Regions from separate parts of the Homo sapiens genome. Here region 2 is linked to region 1. A link is a loop called in an ENCODE intact Hi-C map of the cell type or tissue named here. Cell type or tissue: PC-3. All regions are shown on one strand. Each heading gives the region's core, and the rest is flanking DNA. Links, peaks and the distances in the headings are about the cores only. Region 1 has its middle 100 kb from the start of MAGI2. Region 2 has its middle 150 kb from the start of MAGI2.

Region 1 (15,952 bases), core at 6,452-11,451:
GTCTTTTTCTATTATTTGAAAGATAACAAATATTTACACTTAAAATAGTACATGAGAATATGAAATAATTTAATTTTTACAAAGTGAATTCAAACTATCACAGTGCTTTAAGGTAAATAAAATCATTTTACTTTGTAAATAGAAAATCAACTATCAAATGTTGTAAATTATCTATTTTCTTTTTAGGTGAATTACTGTTTAACATATTGGGAATTATATGTTCTGGGAAATCCAATGACTTTCTATTTTTGCATATGTATTTTTATTAATTTTAAAAAGGAAGTTTACATCCATTAACTTATTTGATCATAAAGATCTTAGGATGTAAGTCTACTAATATGGTAAGTGACTCAATCAGCATTCCTTCTGGCTCTGTTTTCCCTTATTTCTTATATTTTAAGGCTACTTATACTAAGAAGGTAGTATCTTTTTAGATTTCCTTTCATCAAGTAAAGGATATGTGACACAATTCAAGTTAAGGCAAATATACAGAAGTCTCTGGGATTTCAGAAAAGTGTTTTTTAATCCAAGTTCTTCCTCTTCCTCCTCCATTACTTTGGCTTCCTGTCTGGGATGTAGCCATAAAGGTTGGAGATTCCAAAGCAGTAATGTTAGAACTATAAAGAAAAAGATCACAGGAACAGAAAACCAAACACTGTATGTTCTCACTCATAAGTGGGAGTTGAACAATGAGAACACATGGACACAGGGAGGGGAACATCACACACCAGGGTCTTTCGCGGGTGGATGGGTGAGGGGAGGAGGAGCATTAAGACAAATACCTTAATGCATGTGGGGCTTAAAACCTAGATGATGGGTTGATGGGTGCAGCAAACCACAATGGCACACATATACCTATGTAACGAACCTGCACATTCTGCACATATATCCTGGAACTTAAAGTAAAATAAAAATAAAAAATAAAGAAAAGGTTCACAACATCACAATACTTTGGCCCTGAAATCTATCAGATAACAAATCAAGGACAGTGGTTTCCTACTTCTTGGCATCTTTTTGCATGGTAATAAAATACACTCAAATTTATTTAATCCTCACTTTAGGGTAATAATTTTATGGTACATACAGCCAAAAACAATCAACAAATAATATAGTGACACAAGAATATTATTTAATTGATGAGTAAACTGACATTCAGCAGTACTTGAACAAGTTTACTCACAGAATAAGGGTTATAGCCTTTACTCAAATTAGGATGTTAGAAAGAAAAGTATTTCCATTCACTAAGAGTTTTAATATAGGGGAGAAATGAAACTTTCATTAAAACTAATATATTGAAATATGTGATAATTTATTAGGCTGGGTGATTTCATAGTAAAAATAGCTAGTACTTTGAATAGTAACTATGTGCCATTCACTTTTCTAGCCATCTTACATATAATAACTCATTTTATTCTCTACATAAGTCTATTTTATGAGTGCGATATTATACACAGCTTACAGGGGAGAATATTGAGGGTATGAGTGGTCAAGTGGTTTTAAGTAACTTGTTATAGATGATATAGTCAATAAGTGACAGAGCTGCCATTTGGACTCAGGCAGTCTGAATCCAGCAATTGTACTCTCAGCCATTGCCTCACACTATTTCTCATGCTGCAGTTATTTCAGCCTTATAATCAATCCACGAAGTAGATCTTTTCATTCCAATTTTTAAGATAAGGTATATGAAACTTAAAGAGTTATGAAAAAAATTTTGAAATGCAATAAATGGAAAAATATTAACACTTAGCACCTAATATGTGTTAGGCACTATTCTAGGTAGTTTACATATATTAACTTAATAACAAAATAACAATCTGATGAGGCTGGAATTATTTATTATCTCCATTTTATAGAAAATAAAACGGTATCACAGGAAATTTGAAAAACTTGCCCAAAGTGACATAGCCAGTAAGTGGTACATATTGGACTCTAACCCAGGCAATCTGGCTCCAATATTTGGCTCTTAAGTGCTTTAATAACAAAGTACATGACCTTCTACTCTAATGCATAAATAGTAAAGGCTATTAAAATTAATGGAAGAGATAGAGAATATTTACTGAATTGTCAAATAAAGCTTCATGAAAGGGGAAATTTAATCTGAAAACACCTTGAAAGGATAAGAAAGTAATTAGCATAAAAAATGAAATTGAGATTCAAAAAATATCTAAAAGAAGAATATCTGGGACTATAGTGTCAAGTAGAAGAGCAATGGCATTCAAGGAAATCAGTTATATTTTAAAAACCAATAGATTAACTTTTCAATTTGATAATTAAAAAGTATTCAAAGTCAACTTGTCCTACCTTCACCTATACTTGTTCAATTCTTGATTATTATCACTTTATTGAATTTAACTATTTGTCAGTTTATGTTCTGACTAGCAGTTCTTAGGCCCCATGAAAATAAAATTTTAAAGCTATGGTTTCTGCCTTCAAAGAAATTGTCATCTTCTACATTTTTATACCATATAACTGTCACGGGCTGTCATGTTCATCATCTCTTCTTCAATTTTTGGATCTGACTGATTTCAAAACATTAACAAATAATTCAACAGATCAGTGCAATTATCATTTATAGCACAACTCCTATTTGCTAGGATTGCAGAAGCTTGATGGGGGGAAAGACACAAAACAAGTAATTACATTACAATGTGGTAATGAAGCAGTAGGGTCCACACCTTCTGGCATCAACAAAGAGGGTCATGATGGAGGAGATGAAGTGTCAACTGGGTATTTAGGAGATAGCCTCAGAAACTAATATTTAATTCAAGACATATTAGTGGGAGGTCACTATATATTGGATACTATGCTAAGAGGTGATGACACAGCACTGAAAATTTCAGACCAACTCGCTCTCCTTCAAATTTTGAAAGGCCAACAGGATTAATGCAATTCTGTTAGAAAGTTGCTGGAGAATAAAGAAATAGAGGACTCAAGAAAGAAAGGAATGAAAGAACAGGGGAGAGGTCATGGCAAGGAATTCAGGAACTCACAGAATGTGTTCAAGCCCCGAAACTAACTGAAAAAGAGGGAGAAGCTACAACAAGAAAGAGCCAAATGAGAAGAGAAGACAGGGATCAATCACAACACTTGAATGCAATAAGTTTTATAGTTTGAGAAAGGTCAGATATCCTGATAAATCTGGAAAGAACAACAATCAGTGAATATCAGAGGTGACTAAAAAGCACACTGAATTGATTGAGGGTGACAGTTTCGGTCTTCTAGCTATGCCTTACCAAGTTAAAGTAGCCGTTTTTCTTGGTACCCATGGAGTGAAAGTTAGATTCATAGGAATGATGGTGTATTTCACTCTACAATGTTGTCTGTGAGTTGAAACTATGCAAATTGAATCTCATTTGAATTAGTTTTAAGGAATTTGCAATAGAGAACTATGCTTCTGTGAATCCATTGAAAAACAAGGAAACATTTCTAATCAGAATGACTTCTTTATACTTTTTAGTAAATGTGAAAGTCATGTGGGAGTCCTTTTCTGATGCTTTAGTAAGCATTTTTTGTTTTATAAAGTACAGTGCTAAACCCTGCATGGGAATCTATGACGTTAAGTTGTACTTTGTTATTGTCAAGATGGCTTTGTAGGTTTAGGTTTTAAGGAGCCCCACCTTTGCTTCAGGTACATAGCAGTGACAGATAAAATATAAAATAAATAAGCCAAACATAAATAATAAGACTAAAAAAAAGGGAAAGACCTCCACAAATAAACACAAAACCACTATGTTAGCTTATATTATGAGCCTACTAAACTAGTTAGAAGCTAGTAGAGATAACTGGAAAGTCTCTTCTCTCTATAACAGATAATAAAATTACTCCATAGGCAACAGAATAAATTAACCAGGCTCAATGCATGAGAGCAGGATCTGGGCCAGAGGGCCCTCCCACTCATTCTCCTGAATAAATGGTGAAAGATGTTGCTATCATATCTACCTAGAGTTCTGGTTTATATAAAGCTACATACCTAAGAAAGAAAAAAATATGTAAACTTTCTCAACCAGCAACCTAGCCAACCTACCCAATGGTTCAGTACCTGGATGTCATGTCAGGAGAGAGTTCTGCTGACAGTGTAGGTATGTAAGCCCCTACAGAGCAACCCTACAGCTGATATACTGGACAAAGTACAAAAACAATTGCCAGAGGATACTAAGTTGTAAATAAAATCAGGCAGAGTACGGAGGAGTCAAAACTTTGAGCTTCAACCAAAAGGGTTTTCATTTTGTTTTGACCTTTCCTGCTATGGGGAACTTCAAGAACCGCTTCTTGGGAGGCAGCATGACTTGCTTGCTTTGGGACAAGCAACCTTGTGCCAGACGGGGTAGGAGAAAAATTGATCTAGAAAGGTTGAAATGGAGGAAATAACAGATCTGGGAAGCTGAGGTTGGGCATCTGTGTTCCAATGACAAAGTATAAACTATCCTGGCCGGGCATGGTGGCTCAAACCTGTAAACCCAGCACTTTGGGAGGCTGAGGCAGGTGAATCACTTGAGTTCAGGAGTTCAAGACCAGCCCGGTCAATGTACTGAGACCCTGTCTCTACTAAAAATACAAAAATTAGCCCGGTATGATGGTGCATGCTTGTGGTTCCAGCTACTCAGGAGGTTGAGGCACAAGAATCTCTTGAGCCCAGGAGGCAGAGGTTACAGTGAGCTGAGATCACACCACTGCACTCCAGTCTGGGACACAGAGTGAGCCTCTGTCTCAAAATACAAAAACAAAAGCAACAAAAACAAACAAAAAACCCTATAAATTATTCTATGTGATTCTAGTTGTTTTAAAACAATAATCAAAAAGTGAGATCTGTGGGTCAGTGCTGCAATTATAAAATGTGTGTTGAAAATATGACAATATAGAGAAAAGGTTGTAAGATAATAAGAAAAATTCCAGATAAGACAAAAACAATATTACATGGAAAGATAAGATCCAAATTAATTAATTAAAAAGAAGAACAAAATACAACATATTGGAAATATATTTTTGAAAGATGCTTCAACTGAAATAAAATCCAAATGAAAGGCAATTGAGTTGCCACAATAAGGCAATAGTAAATAAATATTCTGAAGCAAGATAAAGAAAAATATAAATAAAACAAAAAAATTAAATAATACATACAATATATGGAACCTAGAAACCAGGATCCAACCCATGAAAAATAGCTATTCTCAAAGTCAGGTCAGAGTACTTAACAATTGTTGTCTAAAATCCCACTCAGTTCAAGTATGAGAGTAGAAACATCCTACAGAAAACCTGAAGTGTCCATCTCAGATCAAGGAATTTTGTTCTTACCCTTATATACCACACCAGGCTATTACACAGTCCTGTTGAAAGAGCAGAGCAAATTCAGACCACAAAATTGAGCCATTTCACTTTTGTATCATTCCCTGGATTTTGGTTCAATTTATTGTGAATAATCTCTTAAAATCTCATAAAATGGTAATTTCTTTTTTAGAATCTGCCTAGTTTTTTGTTTGTTTGAATTAAAGTCTCCTAAAATGTTGGCTTGTGCATTGTATGCTGCACAGAATCTTTGGATCCCAGACACTGCACTCTAGCTTTGGCCCTGTGCCGCCTTCTCATTCTCTGGGGGCAGGAGAAGCCTACAGTCTGTGGATGGTTTTATTTGTGCCAGGCCCGAGGCAATACCTGAAACGGTGATTCCCAATCCCCACCATAGCTTTCCACAGCTCACTTCTCCCCAAGAGTCGTGTGCTCATCTGCCCCACATATTGCATGCCCCTGTCAGAGATGTTTTAGGACATGCATGGGATGTTCAGGATGTCTTTGAACACAAAAGTTGCCTCCTTTGCCCTCTGGCTCCTACTCTCCCCACCTCCTAGGGAGAGAGTGTTCTTCAACTCCCATGACTAGGTCTACAGCAGCTAGCAACAAGGAAAGAGCCCCTACCTCTGTGTATCCTTCACTAATGAGAACCTAGTGGCTTTGTTTCATGCTCTGCCTAGAAGTTCTATACTCAAGGGCACAACATAAAATAAAAACATAAGGCCATGAATGGTAATGTGCTAAAACAATGCCAAAGAGCCGCAGTCCCTCCTGCCCACCTAAAGAATAGAAACAAGAAAGCCACACACACACACACACACACACACACACACACACACACACACACAAATCGTACAAAAATTAAAGGCACAATGTTTAATCTATGGTAAACTGGATAAATTTTTTAAATGAATTAATTTTCAACAGACTTATCCAGTGTAAAAAAATAACAGTTGCATATTTAAAAAGCACGAAGAAGGCAGGGCGCGGTGGCTCACGCCTGTAATCCCAGCACTTTGGGAGGCTGAGGTAGGCAGATCACCTAAGATCAAGAGCTCAAGACCAGCCTGGCCAACATGGTGAAACCTCATCTCTTCTAGAAATACCAAAAAAATTAGCTGGGCGTGGTGGCATGCACCTGTAATCCCAGCTACTCGGGAGACTGAGGCAGGAAAACCTGAGAGCCAAAGTTTGCAGTTAGCGGAGATTGCTCCACTGCACTTCAGCCTGGGCAAGAGAGTGACAGGGCAATACTCCGTCTCAAAATAAATAAATAAATAAATAAATTAATTAATTAATTAATTAAAAGCATGAAGAACACTAAAAATCACTTTCTTTTTAAGTGCACAGATATTACAACTTTGTTATATAATAACCTGCACACATACACGCATCCAAGCACACAAGTAAATCTAAATACAGGAAATAATAGAGGTCCTATTTATTTTCTACCCGTAGTTGTATAGTTAATAACAAAAGGTATTTCAACCAACTACAATGTTTTTAAAAACACTGTCAAAATATCCATGTTATCAAAAAGAAAATTTAGGAAAATAATACAATGGCATGGAAAATGGCCAAAAATATACTCAGAGATAAAAATCAATCATTAGTTTTTACGTATGAAAGAATCTATAATGCCAATAAAATTTATTAAAAATAAAGTTGTCAAGAAAATTTTAGAAAGGTGAGAAGGCCAAAACAATAGCAATGTAAATAGAATTTAATAAAATTAAAAATGCTAACTAGGTAAAGTTTGTAAAAAGAAATCCGAGGGCTAATATTTTGACCACAAATTAACATTGACTAAATTAACAAAAATTCAACCATAGTGATAAGGAAGAAAATATGGAGACACAGAAACACTTATAGCTTTATCCAGGTAACAGATAATTTTTGGATATATTTTAACTAGCAACATTTGTGGGGTACAAGTCTGAAAAGATTACAGAAAACCGTATAAAAAAATGAATGCTACATGAAACTGTTGCTTCCTAAATGTTTTATCAGCACAGTGAAGCTTGTGCCTAAATTCTTTCAAAATTTTAAGGAGCTGATAATTTATTTTATAAAATTTGTTTCAAAATATCCAAAAATATAGTAAAATATCAAATTTGTTTCCTTTATTAAACAAACATTTGCTGCCTATGAGTCAGAGATCATTTTAGGCCTGCATATACATCTGTGAATAAAATTGACAAAATGCCTGCTACCAGGACCGCCTCTCATACATACAAATTCTCCCTTTCTATGGTCCTCAGATAAAAAGAGGGATTCCATCCTCTGGACTGACTCATGCCCACTCCAGGGCACTTGTTTTGCCATCAGACAATGGGCTGCATTTAAGTACCCATTTACTTACAGAAAGGCACACTGGCACAACCTCAGCTTCCATTCTGTGGAGGAAGATGATGATAAATGTGTACATCAACAAAATAGTTTCTGATTGAGATTCTTGATGGAAAAGTTTATTTTACTAAAAACAAAATTTTAACTGGTATACAGGCAAGGTATTTTAAGGAATCCAAAATAAGACAGGAAACATCAGTCATAAGACTATTACAATAAATATGGCTGTCATAAACTTGGAAGTGATAGTAAAGCTAAAAAGAGATGAGAAAGCCAGGATGCGGTTTTGGAGTTATCAGCTGACAATGTTGAACTTTAACTGAGACCTGTGCTCCCCAAAACAGAAATGGATAAGAAATCCCCCCACTCTTTTATGTTCCAGTAAATGACTTACCTCAGAGAATATTATTCCTCATATATTTTAGAAAAAAGACTACCTGGCCGGGGGCGGTGGCTCACGCCTGTAATCCCAGCACTTTGGGAGGCCAAAGAGGGCGGATCACCTGAGGTCAGGAGTTTGAGAAAAGCCTGGCCAACGTGGCGAAACCCCATCTCTAGTAAAAATACAAAAAAAAAAATACAAAAAAAAAAAAAAAAAAACCCATAGCGGAACGTGGTGGCGGGTGCCTGTAGTCCCAGCTACTCGGGAGGCTGAGGCAAGAGAATCGCTTGAACTCAGGCAGTGGCGGTTGGCAGTGAGCCGAGATAGCGCCACTGCACTCCAGCCTGGGTGACAGAACGAGCCTCTGTCTCAAAAACAAAAACAAAAACAAAAACAAAAAACAAAACAAAACAAAAACCTCCCTATCCTCTCATTCTCTTAACTCCCCAAAGATGCACAAATCACTCCTTTGTGACAAGACTAAGCACGGATATCTTCCCTCTTCTGCCTGAACCTACTGAAAAAGCCAAACACAGATCCTTTCTCTTTCACCTCTAGCCATCTCTCTATTCCGTATCTTCTCAGTGATTAGCTGAGATTAGAATGTAACTATCTAGAAACAGAGATTCACACGTCCTATTCCGCTGACCGACTGATACTTTCCCTTATTGCAAACCAATCTCAACTGAAACTTGTCTGCTCCTTCCAGTGAAAGTCTAAGACAAAACTATCCAATTGAGACAGTCTGGATCTTTGCATCTACTGCAATAGCCTAAATAAAATCAGACTCCTTACCTATGTAGTTTTTGTCTTTGACACAGAAAATAGGTAAAATATTAGTCAATAGGACTGAATAAGGCCAACTAAAGAGAGACTTAAGAAGAAAAAGCTATCCAGGATGAGCTCACAGAATTTGAATATTTAGACATCAAACATGCACACACACACAGACACACACACGATTGAGAAAGAATGACTAGGAAAACATCTAGAAACCCTGGAATGTATGAAAGTAAAAGAGAAAGAAGATGCAAGAAGGCAGGAGTTGTCAACTGTACTGAATCCTTTGGAACTACCAAGTGAAATGAGGATAAAGGTAGCCATTGGATTTGGATTGATGGAGATCATTAGCAATACCGTAGTCCTCTCTTATCTGCAGTTTCACTTTCCACGGTTTCAGTTACCCAAGGTCAACAGAGTCCAGAAATATTAAATGGAAAATTCCAGAAATAAACCATTTATAAGTTTTAAATTGCATGGCAGCTTTCTGAGTAGCATGATGAAATCCCTTGCTGTATCACTCCCTCATGACCAGGACATGAATCATTCTTTCGCCCATGGTATTCACCTTGCACACACTACTAGGCCATAAGTCTTATAGTAGCTATCTCAGTCATAGATTGACTATTGTGGTATCACCGTGTTGTGTTCAGGTAACCCTTATCTTCCTTAATAATGGCCCGAAAGCACAAAAGTAGTGATATTGGCATATTGTTTTAATTGTTCTATTTTATTTATTGTTGTTAATCTCTTATTGTGCCTTATTTATAAACTCAATTTTATCATAGGCACGTACAGGAAAAAACATGACACTGTATACAGAGGGCTTGGTACTATCTGTAGTTTCAGGCATCCACTGGGGGTATTGGAACATATTCTCTACAGAGAAGGAAAGACTTCTATATTTACAAGAACAGTTGCTTTTAAGAAGTGGTGATAGCAGTGGGTTGAAGAGTAAAAGGGATGTGAGGAGTTCTGAGACAAGAATTGCAGATAATTATTTTAGGAAGATTGAACAACATTCGTATGGGACAGTATTTAGAGGGGAATCTGAGGTGAAAAATGTGTTTTTTTTTTTCTGAGATAAGAGATTCTACAAAAGATTTGTAATACAGGAGAAAGGGGTGCCTACAAAAACAAAGACTTTGGGAAACCATTATAATAAAAATAGTTAATATATATTGCATTATTAATATGACCCAGGCACTATACTTTGTCTTTTTTATCTATTATTCTTAGTTTTTCTCATTTATTGACACTCCTCTATTAGAGAAAAATAGGACAGAGAGTTTAAATAAGTTGATCATGATTTAAATTTCAGCACACTGCCTCCAGAATCCGTAAGTATAATTATTATGCTAAAATGCCTCTCTGTATATCTTAAAGCTACCAACAATACGTGAATTAAGATGGAAGTACTTGATACATTTCTAAGAAAATTAAGAAGTAAGCAACTTTGATTTATGTCAACAATTTACTTAACACATCTTCTAAAAGTTTAAGCCATTGCAATAAAATTTGAGCCAGAAATAATAAAAATGAATGTTAGAGAGCATCCAAATTTTATTATCACAGACAAAATAATTACATTGCTAGAAAATTCAAAATAATTTATTGAAAATCATTAGAAATTAACAGTACTTTATAAATTATGGATACAAAAATTAATAATAATCTTCTAATAATATTGATAAAGAATCTGTTGGAAAACATAATCTACTGTTCATAATGACAAACAAAACAAAAAATTATTGGAAGATATTAATGAAGGATATATTGCACTATAAAACACCTACAAAAATATTCTACTTTGAAACTGGAGGATCTATATTAAGTGCTGACATACAATGACAATATTATTGAAATAGCTGTTCTTTTCAAATCAAAGTGCAATTTCAGCATAATTTTTATTTTTAATTAAAAAAATTATTCTTGCCAGTATAATTTTAAGCAAAAGTATGCACTTAATTTTACAAAGTTTTAAAATAATATTAACATAAAAATGAACAAATAAACATGGAAGACAGGCTTAGAAAATTTTGAAAAGGAAATAGTGAGACTGATGAGATTGATGGGGGACTATATCTCTTAGATAGAAAATAAATTATGGAATTAAAGTAACTAAAATATAATAGGTAGGCAGATTAATAAAGTATATTTCAGTTGGCAGGACATATGGCCATCTATAACTTCCACAGGATAAGAAACTATAACCCTTTCATATTTCTAAAAGTAGAGGGCAAATGAATTTTGGTGAAAATAGTAATGTCAGCTGCATATATATATATTTTTTTTATTCTGCCATATTAGTAAACAACTAAATATACATCAGAGCAATGAGATGTGTATGTTTATATTTCAAGTGTTAAAACGGTAAAAATAAATTAACCAATGTTGCAGAGAGATAAGTAAAATGAACTTTGACAAACACTGTTAATATGTGTAAAAACCGATAAAACATTTTAGGAAATTTAGACAAACTTCAAAGAAATTTTAAAAGTCCAATAATTTTGGATCCTATAATCCTCCTTCTGCGAATTTATTCTAAAAACATTAATAGAAAAAATAATCATAACACTATTTTTTGAAAGGGTACTCTGGGAACAACCTAAATATCCAAATTCAAGGAAATGGTTAAACACATTGATGTGTAATCATAGTGTAGACTATTATGCCTGAAAGTGGAATGCAAAAACAATTTTTATTGTGGAGAGATATGTGGCCCATAACTTTAATTGAAAAGTAAGCCATAAAATATTATATATGATATTTCATTTACCTTAAGATATGTCTTTCTTAGGGAAAACTAAAGGAAGATAATATTTATGAATATCAATGGTGTTTCTCTTTGAGTAATGAAACTATAATTTATGTTCTCATACATGTCAGTATTAATTTTATATTTCATATGGTACATGGATTGCCTTTATAATTATCATAAAACTAGTTTTAGAAAATAACTTATACAAGTTAAAGGTACATCAAAGCTATCATATTTCATTTAAACCAATACCATCCATTAACCCATGATAGTATGGAAGTTCTCTATTTCTTGGACCTCCGAATACTACATTGCGATTCTAAGATATTTCCAGTTATAAAATATAAACTATGCCCTTACTATATTTTCAGATTTTAAAATGTCATTTTTGCTACAAATTGTAAATTAAACGATGAATAAATAAATACAAATGTGCCTATATGAACATGTGTTAGACTGGACCTAGCCAGGTCAAATACATTTGAAAATTAAATGTATATATTAAAATAAAGTTGTAGTACTCAAATTTCAGAGAGATTTAATTTTAAGCACAACTATATATCCACTTAAATCTTAGAATGGCAGTTAATATAGTATATTTTCACATAAATGATGATAAAACCAAAATTTAAAAACTCAATTTAAGTATATAAAATAAAATATTTTTAAATGGAAATTTAATATAATTGATTACTGATGTATATTTTTAATTTTTAACTTCTATAACATTTATTTGAATTGGAAAAGGAAAGTGTCACTACCACTCTACAATGTTAAGAATATTGAAATAACAGATTAGCATAGCATAAAAATTAGGTTACTAGTGAATTCCTATATGATTTATGTATAGCTTATAAAATATTACAAGTATAAAATATTATATATATTTGTTTTAAAAATAAATTAGTGAATAATGGTTACATAAACTTTAATAGTCAAACTCTTAAATCTTAATTTCTACGTAAAAAGAATATTAAATATCACATCTGAGATAATTTGTATTTTGCTATCTTTAAACAGGAGAAAGAGATGAGAATTATGGAGGAAACTAAAAGTTATTAAAACTAAACATGTGTCATTCTCTGTACTAGTTACTTAACTTTTTATAATTGCAAAGAAAATCTTTCCACTGATGGAACATTTCCCGTGTGCCAGGTACTATTTTAAATCCTTTTACATGCATTGTCCCATAGATTGTTCAGAGTGATTATTTCCAACTCAGGAGCATGGAGGCTTATAAGAGGATTAAATGTTATGGACATTGACCACATTACACTAAAAGTATAGCTGATCAAAGTTAGGAGGTGGGATGCTGGGAGAGTAGAGATGCCAATGGTGCAAGGGCTAATATTTCCATTTTATAAATGAGGAGTCCAAAGATAAAGTCTATGGTTAATGGAATAAAAACTAGAGTTTTGAGTATTCCACTTGAAATTAAAAAGGAAAATTATATTTAAGTGAGAATAGTTGCTGGGAAAAGAAGGGAAAGAAGGTGATAAATAATCTAAATATGTATTCTATCAGAAACTAAATAATGTCTAAGAGACAAAAAAAAAAACACACCATATTGATAATAAGGATATAACTGTAATTGTCAAAAGATGTAAAAACAGACAAAAGTTATTGCTTCTGTGAAGTCAACATGGTAGAGAACAGATGAGGAAGCAGATATTGTTTGAATTTGGTATTAAATTTTAATCGTTAAAAAATAATCATTAATTAATAAAAAAATAAATAAACATTTTTTAAATTAAAATTTTGCCAAGCCCACCAGCTAAATAGTGTCTCCCTGCATACTTCTCTGTACCATAGTACTTATCTTACAGTATTTGGCTTACATAGTTCTCCCACCATACAGGCAATCTTTCAGGGTAGGGACTATCTTACTCATTCTGAAAGTATTAGAATCTAACACAAAGAAAACAAGATATAATTTTGAAAAAAATAAGGTATTGAATTAATTACTAATTACTACAAATATAGAACCATCAGCAGTTAAACAAATGAAATAATTTTAATCTAAGAATATACCAAAATTCAATAATTTGCAAATTTCAAATCGTTTTGTTCTAATGCACAGTGTCAAGAAAACCAGATTACATTATGCTGTTCGCTATTGTCTAATTTGTTACTCAGAAGAAGCTGCCAAAGTGCTTGCATATTTAAATACTTATAAAATTTTACTAACTTCTAAATCTCAGAAAACAAGAGACTAATTTAGTTGATTAGCATATAAACAACTATTACTATTTTGGCTGTTTGTTAACTATGATGATGCAGTAATACATTTCACTCCTAAATGCAGACAATATATAAAAGGGAGAAAGGACTAATGCAAGTAATTACCAAATCATGTAATTAGCTGTAGCCTAATTTTCTGCCAATAATAATTGAATAGTATGAATGCACGTGAGTGAAGCCACTCCAGGATTTATCTGAACTGAATTTATTTGTGTCTGAACCCCCAGGGAGTTAATACGTAAGTCGTAAGAATAAAATCCTGAGAATTGGTAAACACATAAATACCTTTTAATAGTATTTTAATAGTGAATTTTATAACCTCTTTATGAATTGAGCAATAATTTCATTTCAGCCATTTATATTGAGAGTAAAATGATGGGTGCTGTTATTGGCAAAGTGAAGAGCTGAAAATACTTTTTATTTTTTGGCTTAAGCAACAGAAAGTTTCACATAGATCTGAAGGCTTGAAGTTTAAGATCAGGCTGCCAGCATGGTTGGGCACTGGTGAAGGCTCTCTTCCTAGCCTGCAGATGGCTGCCTTCTAACAGGATGGAGGAAGAGGAACCTCTCTGGCGTCTCTTCTTATACGAGCACAATCCCATCATGCAGACTCCACCCTCATGATCTTATCTAAACGTAATTACCACCAAAGGCCTATCTCCAAATATTAACACATTGGGGTATAGTGCATCAACAGATGACTTTGGAGGGTGATGCAATTCACTCAATAGCAATGAGTATCTTGCATGCTTGTGACAACATAATTTAAAGCAATGATTCATACAAAAGTTGGGCAAAAGTAGTTTACATAATTAATATGTTCACATGATCTAATGCCTGAAACTCATTTTAAAATTAATTATTTATCTTTTAAAATTGTCATGTAGGGCCAGGCACAGTGGCTCATGGCTGTAATCCCAGCACTTTGGGAGGCCGAGGTGGGTGGATCACTTGAGGTCAGGAGTTCGAGGCCAGCCTGGCCAACATAGTGAAACCCTGTCTCTACTAAAAACACAAAAATTAGCCGCGTATGGTGGTGGGTGCCTGTAATCCCAGCTACTCGGGAGGCTGAGGCAGGAGAATCGCTTAAGCCACGTAGGCGAAGCTGCAGTAAGCCGAGATCGCATGACTGCATTCCAGCCTCAATGACAGCCTGGATTCCGTCTCAAAACAATAAAAAAAAATAAAAAAAAAATAAAAAGTTGACATGTAATAATTGTACACACTTATAGGGGTATATACAGAGTGATATTTTGATACATGTATACAATGTGTAATGATCAATTAAGGGTAATTAGCATATCCATCCCCTCAAACATTTATCATTTCTTTGTGTAGAAAACATCCAAAATTAAAAAGATGTTTTGGAATAACAATAGTTGTATCCCAGACAAGACCATGAAACTCTTGCTGAATCCAGACTTCAGTGGGATAAGTATTCATGGCTAAAATACACATAGTACAGATTTAGAGATTTAGAACCTGAGGTATTTTTACAAATAGTTTTCTTGACAGATAAATCTAAAAATAAATCCTGCATTCATTTAAAGTGCAAAATTTGGTAAGTTGTAACATAGAGCATCATTTTTTTTTCTAGTTTTAAGCTCCTTGGGGCAAGAGGGTATTCCTCATGTTTCTATTAGTCTATCTTGGCTGGAAGTAGAAGTTGTATAAATTTGTTTTTGCAATGACTTTCAAGAGATATTGTTTCCATTTCTTTTTCCCCTTCAATCATGATTTACAAAAGAAAATAATTGAGTATATACCTTCTCATAATAGATTGTTCTTTGGCAACTGACTTTCAACCAGTTAGTATCAGCTAAGTGTTTTCAAGCTCATAGACAAAAAATAAATACCACAGTTAAGGAAAGATAATAATTACTAAAAAATAAATTGTTGTATGTGTGTCACATGACTATCAATTATTTCCTTTTATGTTAGCTTCAAACTCCCTTATGTGAACTCATTCTCAGTTCTCCCAGATGATAAATAACTGAGGCAATACAGAGTTCAACATTAAGAAAAAAAATTATAGTTCTCTCTTCCTCCTACATATTAAGAATTCAAACTGAGCATATGTAATTATTGAAATGCCCTCTCACATATATTTTCTTGACATGGTAATGAAGTCGTGCACCATCACTGAAGCCATA
Region 2 (15,952 bases), core at 4,670-9,669, 48 kb before region 1:
GGTAGTTCTAGAATCTCTAACCCTAAAAGAAATTAAAAAGCAAAAATATATAAATAAAATAAAATCAAAGGTCTTTTGGCCAACATAGGAGATAGAATATATTTTAGAATTTATAATCTGATATATAGCTTTGAAATATATAAGCATTTAATATGTTGACCATCATTTGTGTTCTTGCTTTAGATCTCAAAGAAATCAGAAATATATTTGCCACTAGAGATTTAAATTTGAAAAAGTGGGTAGCAAGGCTTCTGAGGAAAATGAAATAAACCAACTCAGGTTGCACAATCCATGAGCATTACATGCTTGAGTCTGTAACAGGCAGTCATAATTTTGGTTTATAAAAGAAATAGCAATATGTGTTTTGTGATGACCCTGAGATTCCCAGAAGAATAAGAAGAAATATTCTCTGCCCTTAGACAGTAGCAACAGAGACCCTTTTATGGAATATTGAAAGTCATATACACACATATGCACACATGCATTCATGAGCACATGTGTGTATATGTACACAGTACACGCACACAAACAGACGCAATTGAGAAAAGCTTGCTCCTGGGAAAATATAACTATCCTAGTAGTCAGAGAATACTTGCATAGAACAGCTAAACTTTTAAGGTTCCGGATAACTTACAAAAGGTATAATGGATGCAGGAGAAAAAGTGGCCATTAAGGCCGCTGATACTTTTCCCCTTCCCTTAAATTGAGCTTTTTTTCTCCATGATGCATTTAAGATATTCATGCAAAGGCAGACCCTCCTCGTCCCCTCCTAGACATATCTGGAAACAGTGAACCTTTAGAATTTGATATTGTGATATGCTTTCCGGAATAAATATTCAAAGCAGTATAGTATTTGAATTGGACACTTTGGTTAAATCTAGGCCTCAATATTTACTATGCTACTTAGTGTACTGGTTATCTATTGCTGCATAAGAAATTGCTCCAAAATATATTGGCTTAAAATTACAATGATATTTTGTTATCTCTTCCAGTTTCTGTAAGTCAGGAATTTGGGAGGGGTCAGTTGGATAGTAACTGCTTGAAGTTTCTCCTATGATTGCAATCAGATGTTTCCTGGAGCTGCAGTCATCTGAAAGCTTGACTGGAGTTTGCATTTACAAGAGTGTGCACTCAAAAGGCTGACAATTTAATGTTAATTAATGATCAGGGTTTCCAGTGCTCTGCCCATTGAACTCTTCATGGGGCTTCTTGATTGTGTAAATAGCATGATAGCTGAATTCCCAGAGCCAGTGATCTGAGAGTCCAAGGTACAAACTGCAATGCTTTATGATCTAATCACCTCTGCCGTATTCTATTGGTCACACAAGGCCAATAGGCCTTGGTGCAGTGTGGGAGGGCACTATAAAAGGGTAGGCATATGAGGAGGCAAAGATTATTGGGAGCCATAATGAAGACTGGCTACTACACTTGGAAAATATAGCCAACCATATTAATCTTCAAATTCTGTTAAAATTAAGCTATCAATTCCTATCTCATGGTGATGTCATATTAGAGAAGATAAGTTTTTTTAATGGCCTGGCACATAGCAATGGTTCAACACATTTTATCTCTTTCCTACTTCATTTTCCTCTATACTGTTGTGCATTTCAGCAATCTGCATACCTATTTTACTTGCCACATTAAAATCTAAGAAACAAAAGGTACATATGAATTCAGATTAGATTTGTGGTTCTAATTTCTGAGACAAGCAATTCAGGGAAATCATATAAAATTTCGCAGCTGGCATATTTTCATCTGATAAATCGGAGTAAATAAAATAACGCCTATAGACTTGCTTTCTCAATTAAGAAGTTGTATTCTAGTAATAAAAAATAAATTAATAAGCTCCTTGTGTCTTCTCTTTTGCTAGTACTCTCCCTATGGCCATCTGTTTTTATTGACACTTTGTAATTGTACATATTTATAGGCTACAATTTGATATTTTCATACATATACATGTCATATAATGATCAAATCAGGGTATACAGCATATGCATCACCTCACACATGTATCATTTCTTTGTGGTGAGAACATTCAAAAGCCTCTTCTAGCTATTTTGTAATATACAATATGTTAACCATTATTACCCTACTCTGGAATAGAATACCAGAACTTATTACTCCTATCTAATGGAAACTTTGTAACCATTGACCAACCTCTCCCCATCCGCTGCTTTCCCCTCCTTACCCCAGTTTCTGATAATCGCTGTTCTACTCTCTGCTTCTATGATATCAACTGTTGTTTGTTTGTTTGTTTTTAAGATTCCACATGAGATCATGCAATATTTGTGTTTCTGTGTCTGGCTTATTTCACTTCATGTGATGTCCTCCAGGTCAATCCGTGTTGTTGAAAATAACAGGATTTCCTTCTTTTTTGTGGCTGAATAGTATTCAGTTGTGTACATGTACAACATTTTCTTTATCCATTCATCCATTGTTAGATACTTGGGTTGATTCCATATCTTGTTTATTGTAAATAATGCTGCAATAAACATGGAAGTGAAGATATCTCTTCAACATACTGATTTCATTGTCTTTGGTTATATACCCAAAGGTGGGATTTCTGAGTCATATGGTAGTTCTATTTTTGATTTTTTGAGGAACCTTTATACTGTTTCCATAGTGGCTGTACTGATTGACAATCACAGTAACAGTGTGTAAGTGTTCCATTTTCTCCACACTTGTTTTCTTTCGCTTTTTTGATAAAGCCATTGTAACTGGAGAAAGATGTGGTTTTGATTTGCATTTCCCTGTTGATTAATGATGCTGAGAATTTTTTCATGTCCTTTTTAAGAAATGTCTATTAATGTCTTTTGCATATTTTAAAATCTGGTCATTTGTTTTTTCCTGTGACATTTCTTGTGTATTCTATATATTAAACCCCTTGTCAAATACATGGTTTACAAATATTTTCCCATTCTGTAGATTGTCTCTGTAGTCTATTGATTGTGTTCCTTTGCTGTGCAGAAGCTTTTCAGTTTGATGTAATCCCATTTGCCTATTTTTGTTTTTGTTACCTATGTTTTTGAGGTTTTATTTTAAAAAATTCTTGCCCAGCCCAATGTCATAAAGCATTTCCTGTATGTTTCCTTCTAGTAGTTTCATTATTAAGGGTTTTACATTTAAGTCTTTAACCCATTTTGAGGTGGTTTTTGTGTTTGCTGAAAATTGTAGGTTCAGTCTCTTTCTTCTGAATGTGGATATGCACTTTTTCCAGCATCACTTATTGAAGATTTTCTTTTTCTCAATGTGTGTTTTTGGCATCTTTGTTGAAAGTCAGTTCACTGTAGACGCATGAATTTATTTCTGGCTTTCTATTCTGTTCCATTGGTCTATGTGTCTGTATTTTATGCCAGTACAGTGCTGATTTGTTTACTATAACTTTGTAGTATAGTTTTGAAGTCAGGTAGTGTGATGCTTCCATCTTTGTTCTTTTCACTGAAGATTGTTTTGCCTATTTGCTTTTTTTGTGATTCCATTTGAAGTTAGGGTTGTTTTTCTATTTCTGTGAAAAATGTCATTGGTATTTTTGTAGGTGTTACATTAAATTTGTATATTGACTTAAGTACTACGGTCTTTTTAACAATATTAACTCTTCCAATCAATGAACATGAGATATCTCTCTATTTATGTCTTCAATTTTTTATCAATGTTTTATAGTTTTCAGTGTAGGGATATTTTATATCCTTAAGTTTATTCCTAGGTGTCTTTTTTTCATAGATGTTGTAAATGAGGTTATTTTCTTTAATTCTTTTTCAGATTGTTCTTTTTGACAGATTGTTATTAGCATATAGAAACAATACTGATTTGTGTATGTCGATCTTGTATTCTACAAGTTTACTGAATTCATTTATTAGTTCTAAGAGTGTTTTGGTGGAGTCTTTAGGATTTTCTATATAGAAGATCATGTCATCTTCAAACAAGGACAATTTGACTTCCTCCTTTCCAACTTTTATTGCCTTTTATTTCCTTCTCTTGCCTAATCGCTCTGGCTACGACTACCAGTAAAATATTGAATATGAGTGTTGAAAATAGGCAAGCTTGCCGGGAGTGGTGGCTCACACCTGTAATCCCAGCACTTTGGGAGGCCAAGGTGGGTGGATCACCTGAGGCTGGGAGTTCGAGACCAGCCTGACCAACATGGAGAAACCCTATCTCAACTAAAAATACAAAATTAGCCAGGCATGGTGGCACATGCCTGTAATCCCAGCTACTTGGGAGCTTGAGGCAGGAGAATCGCTTGAACCCAGGAGGCGGAGGTTGCGGTAAGCTGAGATCATGCTATTGCACATTGCACTCCAGCCTGGGCAACAAAACTGAAACTCCACCTCAAAAAAAAAAAAAAAAAAAAGTAGGCATCCTTGTCTTGTTCCTAATCTTGTCCTTATCTTAGAGAAAAAGCATTCAGCTTTTCCCTGTTTAGTGTGGTGTTAGCTGTGAATTAGTCATACATGGCCTTTATTGTGTTGATTTTCTATTTTTTTCCAAAATTTAATCTCGGCCCATTTTAAGTGTCCAGGAAGTTAACTATTTCTCTGATCTCAAACTTGTTGGCATATAGTTCAAATAGTCTCTTATGATCCTTTGTATTCACATGATATCAGTTGTAATGTCTCCTTTTTCATCTCTGATTTTAATTATTTGGATCTTTTCTCTCTCTTTTTTTTTTTTTTTGTCTAGCTAAATGTTTCTTGATTTTGTTTATCTTTAAAGAAAACTCTTCGTTTTGTTGATCTTTTGGGTATTTTAAGTCTCTGTTTCATTTATTTCTGCTCTGAGCTTTATTTCCTTTCTTCTAATAAACCAAAAGCGTTTTTGTTTTTCTAGTTTACACATTCTTATCCTTGTTTCCCTAGTTCTTTGAGGTGCATAGTCAGGATGTTTATTAGAAATCTTTCATCTTTTCTTTTTAGATGTAGGCATTTATTGCTATGAACTCCTCTGTTAGAACTACTTTTGTTGTGTCCCACAGGGTTTGGTATGATACGCTTCTATTCTCATTTGTCTCAAGAAATTTTTTTTGAATGTATTTTGGTATTTATTTCTATTCTTATAAGCAGTATGTTTATTCCTTGTCTCAAGAAATTTTTAAATTTTCCTTTAAATTTCATCATTGATTCTTCGGTTATTTAAAAGTGTGTTGTTTAATTTCCATGTATATGTAAGATTTCCAAAGTTTTTCTTCTATCATCTTTGTTTGCACACTTTGATGAAGCAAGCCTCCATGTAGGAGATGACAATAGAGCTCCAAAATGTGAGGGTGGCCTCCAGGCAGAGGCCAACAGGGCTCATTCTGTAAGCTCCTGGGCAGAGCTTAACAATACTACCAACAACCACTGACTGAGCTTGAGGATGGAACACTTCCAAATTAATTTAACGAGGCTCATATTACCTTGATACTGAAACTAGACAGGAATAGAACGAAAAAAGAAAGCTTCTACCAATATTCTTTACAAATAGACACCAAACAATCTTAACACAATATTAACAAATACAATTCAGCAACATATTTAAAACAAATTATACACCATAATCAAGTTGGTTTTATTCCATGGATGCAAGTCTTGTTCAATATTAAAAAGTCAATCAGCTAAATAAAAAAATCACATGATAATTAATTGTTGTAGAAAAAGCATTTGACAAAATTAAACACCCATATATGATTAAAAAAAAAGTATCAGAAAAAATAGGATCAGAATGGTACTTCCTCAACTTGATAAAGAATATCTACGAACACCATACAGCTAACATTATACTTGATGGAAAATGGAATGATTGGTCTCTAAGATTGAGGAGAAAGCAATAGTCTTCATCCTTATCATTTTTATTTAATGTAATAGTAGATGTTCTAGTCAGTGCAAAAGGGCAAAAAAAAAGAAATAGCAATCATAAAAATATAATTCTTCATATTTGCATATGACACAATAGTCTACATATATATTGCCTCTATCATGACTGTATCAGGCTCAACATCTTAAGTGTCATATTGTATTATAGTTTTGCAGATTTATCACTGGGGAACCAGGTAAATGGTACCTGGGATATCTCTGTACTGTTTCTTATACATGCACATGAATCTACAATTTTCTAAAACTAAAAAGTTAAATTTAAAAAAGGATTATGTTTAAAAACATTTTTAACTTCAGATATTGTTGCATTGTGCTTGAATATGTATAAGAATTGCATAATAAAAAATCCTAAATGTTCATCAATATGGGGATAGCTAAATAAATGATATGACATCCATTTGTAATGCTATGCAGCTGTAAACAGAAATTAGAAATCTCTTCCTTTACTAGGGAGAGTTCTCAAAAAGAACATTATAATATACTAGCATTTGTGTATTTTAAGGAGATAGATATCTGTATTGACTTAAATATCTAGAAACGTAAATAATATCTAACTGGGAGTTGCTGTTTGTGAAAGGAGATGGAAATTGGGCAGATGGGGAATAGAAGATGGATGAAGATATTTTACTACATATTTTTGACATTTGATCTATAACATTATGTTACTTAATAACAAAACAAAATAAGTTATTAAAAATGTTCTGCCCATACTAAAATTCTAAGGATTAAAAACAGTGTGATACTAGCACAAAGATAAAAAGATGGAACAATAAATCAATGGAATAGAATATTCTTATTACTATAATGAAGGTGGTCTTCTGACCAATAGAGAAAGAATTATTCATTTGTGGTGAGAAAATAATTGATAGGATATTTGACAGATGGTAGAATTGAGAATTTCCATATACCATGCATGAAGCTGAACTCTGGAGGAAATAAAGAATTACATGCAAGCCAGGCGCGGTGGCTCACGCCTGTAATGCCAGCACTTTGGGAGGCTGAGGCGGGCGGATCACCTGAGGTCGGGAGTTCGAGACCAGCCTAACCAATATGCTGAAACCCCGTCTCTACTAAAATTACAAAAATTAGCCTTGTGTGGTGGCCGGCACCTGTAGTCCCAGCTACACGGGAGGCTGAGGCAGGAGAATTGCTTGAACCTGGGAGGCGGAGGTTGCAGTGAGCCGAGATCACGCCACTGCACTCCAGCCCGGGAGACAGAGCGAGACTCCGTCTCAAAAAAAAAAAAAAAAGAAAAAAAAGAAAACAGAATTACATGCAGAAGTTAAAGCCATGGAAAATCTGAACGTATATGTAAATGTGTGTTTCCCTCATTTCAAGATAATGGGACTTCATAGATTTGAGAAAAAAGGAAAAATTCATAGAGAAAGAAAAGAATGGTTTACATTAAAATAGATCACAGACAATAGCGTTCCAAGTTTCTATTAGATTAAAAATATTAGTCATTCTTAAGACAATATTTGATTTTACACATAAATGTGCACGTCACTATTTATGTGTGTCCATATAAATAGTAAACAGTGATTTGAGCCAAAATAAGAATTGGATTAATTTAATAGTATTTTTTTCCCTATGTTTGAATGCAACTAAACCACTGCAAATCAGTATAAATCAAACTAATAATATAAGTTTATGGGTATGCAAAAATATGATATAATTTATATGACAGAAACATGACAGAAACAGCATTTGGAATTGTGGAATTCTATGAAATATTTTTTTCTTTTTACTTCCTATATTTTCCAAATGCTCTGCTGTGAACATGTGTTGGTAATTTAATTTGGAGATATGTGATTTTTATGTAGTTTTTATACTACAAAGAAACTGAAAATTTTCTATAGTGGATATTTGATTTTGCTCCAACATCTAAACAGCTTGGAAGCTGTTTTGTGATTTTTTTTCTAGTGAAAAAAATCTAAACCAGCTAAAAATCAATGACTTTTGTTAGAGCCACCAGAGAATTGAGGTCATAGGGCAAATCATCACTCTGAAATATGTAAGGCAAGAGGCAAACACAGAGAATCACAGTTGAGATCAGGTTACCAGGAACAGAAGTCATTAGAGCTGGTAACTGATAACAACACTTAAATAGTAATTTTGACAAATCTTTTCAAAATTCTATTGGGACATTTATTTATTTTATTTATTATTTGATTTCCATAGGTTATTGGGGAACAGGTGGTGTTTGATTACTTGAGTAAGTTCTTTAGTGGTGATTTATGAGATTTTGATGCACCCACCAATCATCAGGAATCTTTAGAAGCAGGGCATGGACAAGCTTGACAATTAAAATTGCCTGGAAACCCTGTATTAGATGGGATCCTAGGTCCCTACTTTTGTGGTTACAAAGAAAGGCAGGAGTGAGGGCCTTCCTGGAGCCCCCACCAGACTGTCGCTATAAAGATCTAACAAAAATTCCCTCATATTTTAGACATGCTCAGGGGGGAATGAACCATTTTAAAAAATATGTCCAGATCATTGTCCCTAACAAAGGTCTCCCCTCGAAGGGAAGTTACTTTGCCAGAGTATTATCTGATGTTGGGAAAGGGCAAGGAGACCACTTCAGCATTTTCTACCCTTTCTATCTCACTACAACGACCAAAAAAAAGGCTAAGAAATACTTCTGAAGGTCACAGCCTAGAGACTCAAGTCAAGTAAAAACTGAAGATTTAATGACAAGATTATATAATCCTTCCTCTCCTCCCAATTTTACCATCATATCATCATGTTTCCAGTAATAACCATGGACTGCAACAGAGAGCTGCAATACACAAACTCATATTAGAAGAAATTCTTTGAGAAATAAAAATATGGGAGAAAAAAAGAGGAAACGAGAGGAAACTGGTCTCTGGTATCCACAGCTACAACAAACTTTAAAACAGAGTCTGTTAGGATGTATATTTATCCTAATGCATCCTATTACTTGACACATCATGTCAGCTTTCAACAAAAAGTTAAAAGGACATGTTAAGAGAGAAGGAAGAGAAATACAAACTGAAGAGATAAAATAAGCATCAGAACCACATTTAGATTTGAGACAGATTTTGGAATTATATAGGGATTAAAAATAACAATTATTAACACATGAAGGTCTCTAGTGGAAAATGTAAACAACATACAAGGACAGATTGATATAAACAAAAAATAGAGATTCTAAGAAATAATCAAAAGGTAATGTTACAAATAAAAATGCAGTGCAAGAGAAATGAATAATGTTCGATGGGCTCAGTGGTGGACTGGGTACAGCCAGGAGAAAGTCATTGAGCTTGAAGGCATGTCAACATAAACTTTCCAAATTGAAACGCAAAGAGAAAAAAGAATGACAAATAACAGAACATTGCAGAAAAGGCATTTGTAAAAATCTAAGACTCACTCATGATAAAAACTCTCAGTAAACTGGGAATGGAGGGAAACTTCCTCAACTTGATAAAGAATATCTACAAAAAGCCTAGAGTTGGTATCATACTTCATGGTGAGAAACTAGAAATTTTTCTGCTAAGATCAAGAAAAAGCACTGATATTCCCATTTAACACTCTTTTAAACATTATACATTAGTCCAGGCTAATGCAATCAGATTTTTAAAAGGAAGTAAAAGGTATATATATTGGGATGGAAGAAATAAAACTATCTTTGTTCACAGGTTACATGATTACTTATATAGAAAACCCCCCAAGATTGACCAAAAAAATTCTGAAATTAACAACAGCTTATAGCAAGTTTGCAGAATCAAGGTTGATATACAAAAGTTAATTACTTTTCTATATACCAACAATGAACATTTGGAATTTGAAATTAAAATACCATTTACATTAGCAACCCAAAAATAAGAAATAAAGAAAGTATGTGTGTATGAATGTAACAAAATATGTACAGGATCTGTATGAGAAAAACTACAAAACTATGATGAAATATGTCAAATAATATTTAATCAATGAAGAGATATTTCATATCAATGGATAGGAAGACACAATATTGTTAAGATATCAATTCTTCCAAACTGATCTATACATCAAAGTAATCACAATCAAAATTCTAGCAATTTATTTTGCAGATATATACAAAATGATTCTAAAGTTTACATTGATGGGCAAGAAGAGAGAAAAATTTACATAGAAGAGTTAACAGAATATTGAAAAAAGAAGACCATGGTCATAGGACTGATACTACCTGGCTGCAAGACTTACTATAAAGCTACAGTAATCATGACAGAGTGGTATTCATGAAAGAATAGACAGAAATCAATGAAACAAAATATAAAACCTCAAAATATACTGTCCCTCCCCCTGACACACATACAGGTCAAGTAATCTTTGGACAAATGAACAATGCCATTTCAATGGAGAAAGGATAATATTTTCAACAATTGATACTGGATCATTGGATATTAAAATGCAAAACAAAAAAAAACCCAAAACAAAAAACTAAACATAGACCTAAACCTTTGACAAAAATTAGCTAAAAGTGAATCATAGATATAAATGCAAGTTGAAAAACTATAAAACTTCTAGAAAACAATATAGCAGAAAATCTTTGTGACTCTGGATTTGTCTGTGTATATATAGAAGTAAAGACGAAAGAATGAACCATGAAATTAAAAAAATTATGTCAGACTTTATTAAAATTAAAAACTTCTTGTCTGCTGAAGAGAATGAAATGCAAGCCAAAGACTAGGATAAAGTATTTGCAAAACACATTACTGATAAAAGATTTTCATTCAAAATACACAAAGAACTCTTAAAACTCAACACAGTAATAGTAAAACAACTCCATTAAAAAATGGCCAAAGATCTAAGAAGACACTTCATCAAAGAAGATAAATAGATGGAAAATAAGTATATAAAAAGATACACAACACCATATATCACTGGGAATTTAATTTAAAATAATAATCAGGTATCATTATACTTCTATTAGAATGGCTAAAGTCCAAAACACGGACAAGTACCAAACGCTGGGAAGGATGTGGGGCAATTCTCATTTACTGCTGGGGGAAATGTAAAACGGTAACAGCTACTGTGGAAGACAGGTTGGCAGTTGCTTACAAAACTGAAAGTAGTTTTACCAAATAATCTAGCCATCTCACTCTTGGATATCTGCCAGATTTAGTTGAACACCTGTCCACTTAAGAACCTGTACATAAATATTTATAGTAGCTTCATTCATAGTCACTAAACCCTAGAAGCAACTAAGATTTCCTTTAGTAGGAGAAAAGATAAACTGTTGTACATCTATATAATGGGATACCATTAGGCTTTAATAAGAAGTGAGCTATCAAGTCATGAAAAAAAGTGGAAGAAACTTGAATTTCTTGTATATTGTTAATTGAAAGAAGTTAGTGTGACTTCAAATATGTAACATTTTGGGAAAAGCAAAACTATAGACACTGTATAAGATTAGTGGTTTCCAAAGTTTCAGAAGCAGAGGAGGAGGGTACAAAGGCCTAGTTGAAGTGTAGGGGATATTCTGTTTGATACTTTATGGTGGAAATATGACATTAAGTGTTTGTCGGAACCCATAGAACAGCACAACACAAAGAGTGAAACAGACTATCGACTTCAATTAACAACAACTTATCAATATTGGTTAATTTATTGTAAGAAATGTACTAACCAATGCTAGATGTTAATAACAGGAAAACTGGGGGGGGGGGGCAAGGAGACATGGTCACTGACAGTCTGCTCAATTTTTCTGTAAATCTAAAGGTTTTTTAAAATAGTCTATTAATTTTTTAAAAATGATTACAAAGTAAGTTCAATCTTTCATTGCAAATTTTGTTTGTTAGGATGAAGCCCTATTCATGGAATCTTCCTCCCAACTCTGGGCACCCTGCTGTCATTAGGCATTATTTGGAGTACAGATGGAGTATCACAATTAAATTTGTTTCCTAGTTTTATGCCTTGCTCACTTTATTCCACTCACTTTATTCTGACTTCATACATGTCATTTTATCTTTCTGCCATTTCCATAGCCCTAACATAGTTTAACCTTTCAAAATACAATATAGAATACATCCTTCTGATACCCTGTCAAAAATGATATGGAAAATGACCAACAACATATTCATCAAAGATCCAATCTGTTGTTATTACAGTAAATTTTGTCTTGTAAAGCCAGAAAATGTTGATGAATTACATCACTTAATGAAATGTAATGGTGCATCGGAATTTTCAGAAATCCAGTATACATTTAAAAAACCTGAAACTGAATAATTCCAAAATCATTTCAAGGCTTTTTATTACTATTCCTTTGTGTGCTCTAAAAATGTGTTTACATCTTCATGTAAAAGGAGTCTATCATTGACTTAACACTTAGTAATAGCTTTCTTACTTCTTCCTTGATGCACTACTTTTCTTATTACAGTGCTTTTTAAACTGAAGCCTGTCTTTTTTTCCTAGTATCTGAGATTGAAGAAGTCCACATATCTCTAAAAATTTTTACCAATCATACTTGTTTACAATATTTTGAGAGAAATGAATTTGATCATATTCTTAAATGTTTTGTGACCCACAAAATCACTGTCTTAGAACATGGCAGAAACCCTTATAGAAGGCATAGTTTTATCTCAATTGCTACAATAGATGCAAATTTTTCTACCTGAAGATAAAGGCATTATTTCAGTGTATATTTGCTTTACTCCATCTGTGTCAGTGTCAGATGTATTTGCAATTTGTAAAAATAATGCATTGACAAAAGACAAGCCAGTGTTTGGAAAAAACAGAACTACCTTCAATTCATAGTCAGTGGTGCCTGAGAAATTTCCAGCTGTTTTGTTTTTCTAAAGTAACACTTTTTTTCAATATAAAATGTTCTAATTTTTATTTCATATTTTTCAAAATAGTATTTTGCCTCCCGTTTTGTTTGTTTTGAAGATGACTGACTCTCAAATTAGGGATGCTTCATCTTGGTGAAATTCACATCCTAGCAAGTCATGGACTTCCCTTTTCCAGTTACCAACCAATAGGATGAATAGGCTTTTCCATCAAAAGCTTAATTCTTATTCATAAGCTGGGTTTTTAATCTAAATTTCTGTTGGCTTTTGTAGCCCACTGACTCTAGCCCAGATGGGCTATTTTTATAATTTTTTTTCATTTCATATAAAACCTAGAGATAGCACTAATTAGTCAAATATACACTTCCTTATAGCTCTCTCAAAGCAAAAGGCATTTCCAGGTTCAGGTCTAATCACTACAAAAGGCAAGTGAAAACAGAGTAGAAGAGAAAGAATCCAAAATGACCAAGGAACAATGTTAAAAAATCATGTAACAAAAAGATTCGTTCAAAATGCAAGATAGGTCAAGGATTTTAGTATAACAGTTTGTTAATATTCTGTCAAATTGTATATTACAAGCAACTTTTTTGTTCTGTTTTGTTTTGTTTTGTTTTTGAGACAGAGTCTTGCTCTGTTGCCCAGGCTGGAGTGCAGTGGCATGATCTTGGCTTACTGCAGCCTCCAACTCCCAGGTTCAAGTGATTCTCCTGCCTCAGCCTCCCGACTAGCTGGGACTACAGGTGCCCGCCACCACAACTGGCTAATTTTTGTACTTTTTAAAATCTAGTATTTGAGTTTTGTTTGGTAGTGAAACTATCAAAGAACAATGTCAGTTACCTGAAAAAAAAAAAACTGATAAAATATTCGTATGTTTTCCAACTACATATCTAAGAGTATCTTACTTATGGTGATAGAATGAACACAGAAGTAGATGAGAAATATCAGCTGTATTAGTAGGTATAAAATCTAGTTTTCTAGACAGACATTAAATGGATTTTCAAAAATGTAAATACTGCCATTATTCTAATTCTTTTCATTTTGAAAAATAATTTTCTCAAATATGTTTTTATGTTAAAATATAGTAGGTTTACTGCTATTTTAAAATGGATTAATAAAATACTTCTCAATTTTAATTTCTAATTTGCTGTACTTTAATAAATATAACTTTTTGGAGTACTGAATAATTTTTAAGAATGTAAACAGTCCTGAAGCCTTCAAGTAGCTTAAGAAGCACTGGCCTACACTAAGTGTCCCAGAATTTGGTTGTGAAACTATGAGCTTTTTCAGACAATATTCAACTCTCCATCAATTTACCTTAAAGAAAACTTGCCAGGAGATATGTCCCATGCCAAAGACAATATTACATTTCCTACTTAAGTGACAGAGCTATAATAAAATACACCTATTTACATAACAGCAAAGGCACCCATGCCTGCTATTTAAAATACTATTTAGTCATTCTAAAATATGAAAAGACTATCAAACGTCACCAACATTTGAGGAAAACTAGTAGCATGAAGAAAAGTGACAACTGGATATAAAACCAGAGAAAATAAAACACACATAATTAAAAAACCAGAAAAAAATATATATACACACATACATATTAAAACTTTTTTAAAATATTAAAAAATATATGGTTTCTATAAACAACAATGGGATGATAAATGAAAAAGAAGAGGACAAGGAAGAATTTTTACAAAAACTTATTATATATGTCACATATATCACATATATGGATTCTCTATAATCACCAACATTTTAAAAAGGAATAAGATTCAATAATTTCCACAGAGTATGTATTAGTCCATTCTCACGCTGCTAATAAAGACATACCCGAGACTGGGTAATTTATAAAGGAAAGAGGTTTAATTGACTCACAGGTCAGCATGGCTGTGCAAGCCTCAGGAAACTTACAATCATTGTGGAAAGGGAAGCAAACACATCCTGCTTGACACAGTGGCAGCAAGGAGAAGTGCCGAGCAAAAGGGGGAAAAGCCCCTGATAAAACCATCAGATCTTGTAAAAACTCATGCACTATCATGAGAACATCATGGAAGTAACTGCCCCCATGATTCAATTAGCTCCCACCCGGCCCCTCCCATGACACGTGGGGTTTATGGGAACTACAATTCAAGATAAGATTTGGGTGAGGACACAGCCAAACCACATCAGAGTATGACCTAATAAAAACAAAAAAAGCAAAAATGAAAGCATAAAGGATGACAGCCAAATGTTAAACCCAAGAAATTAAAGAGTTCCAAATAGGAGAAGAGAACTATGAGGAACAAGATTATAGTAAAGAAATAATAAATTTCTCAAAATAGAAGAGAAACATTAGGCTTCCAATCAAGATGGTCTTGAGTTTACAAATGTATATATTCATCCCAAATGATATTAACACTACATTTTTTTTTTGGAAAATTAAAGAGGTATAGCTATGTTGAAAACCCAGAAGAAAAATAAATCATTGTAGGTCAGAAATTATAAACCAGGCACTAAAGCCTCAGATCTGTTTAGCATTAAATTCAGTAACAGGCAAAAGATGCTGGATGTTTGGCCCTTCCAGAGTAACTGGGCCCCAAGAGCTCTCCAGAGATGATTGGGAGAGGAAAGAACCAGGTTCATAATATGAAATCTGTGGCTGAAATGGACTTTCTCCATCCATAAAAGACTCTGAGCATAACTATAATTATTCTCTGTAGCTGTGACCTATGAACTCAATCTGGCAGAAGGCATGCAGACAGATGATCAATCAGCATGTTTGCCAACTGAATTGCTGGATCCAGGAATGGATAGGAGATATCCCTAGTGTATCCATGGGACAGGAGCCAAGAATCTTATAAATTCCTGGCAGAACTGAAGATTGGGCAGGTGGAAGAAAATACAATGAGAGGACAAGAGAAAGAAAACAGAAACACAACAAAATAGAATTAAGCCTCAAGATGAGTCACCAAGAGAATATTATAAAGCACTTGAAAAACAAAATAAAACAACACTAAACACTGGAGGCAGTAAAATTAATAATCTCACCAATGTGAAAATAATAGCTCTGAAACAATAGCTTTAAGGTAAATATTTTTAAAGTCATTACAGAGATAAAAATGACATCTATAAAAGAAATGAGTCATTTTCAGAAAACTGAGGAAGAAATCAGTCAAAGCCAGATATATATGGAAAATAACCAACTAGAAACATAAAATATAAACATTTTTGTAATCAAATTTAAATAATCAAATAGAAAGTACCCTCTAGCCTTGTCCAACAGAACTTTCTGCAATGATGGAACGATTCTGTATCTGCACTGTCTAATAT

Evidence for each region. Peaks named below come from ENCODE experiments on the same cell type or tissue, not always from the same donor. Only the 100,000 strongest peaks of a DNase experiment are listed, where the experiment ranks them.
Region 2: a loop joins it to region 1, with 2.2 times the contacts of the local background. A loop is called at or near these places in 1 of 110 quality-filtered maps.

What each region holds. Positions count from the first base shown.
Region 1 is chr7:79,547,395-79,563,346 of GRCh38, reverse strand. No RefSeq gene overlaps it. Among named protein-coding and RNA genes, the nearest start is that of MAGI2, 100 kb to the right of the region's middle. In PC-3, for the core only: no CTCF peak of the experiment used is centred there; a DNase peak (open chromatin) is centred at 9,346; H3K27ac peaks cover 1,526 bases.
Region 2 is chr7:79,593,524-79,609,475 of GRCh38, reverse strand. No RefSeq gene overlaps it. Among named protein-coding and RNA genes, the nearest start is that of MAGI2, 150 kb to the right of the region's middle. In PC-3, for the core only: no CTCF peak of the experiment used is centred there; no DNase peak of the experiment used is centred there.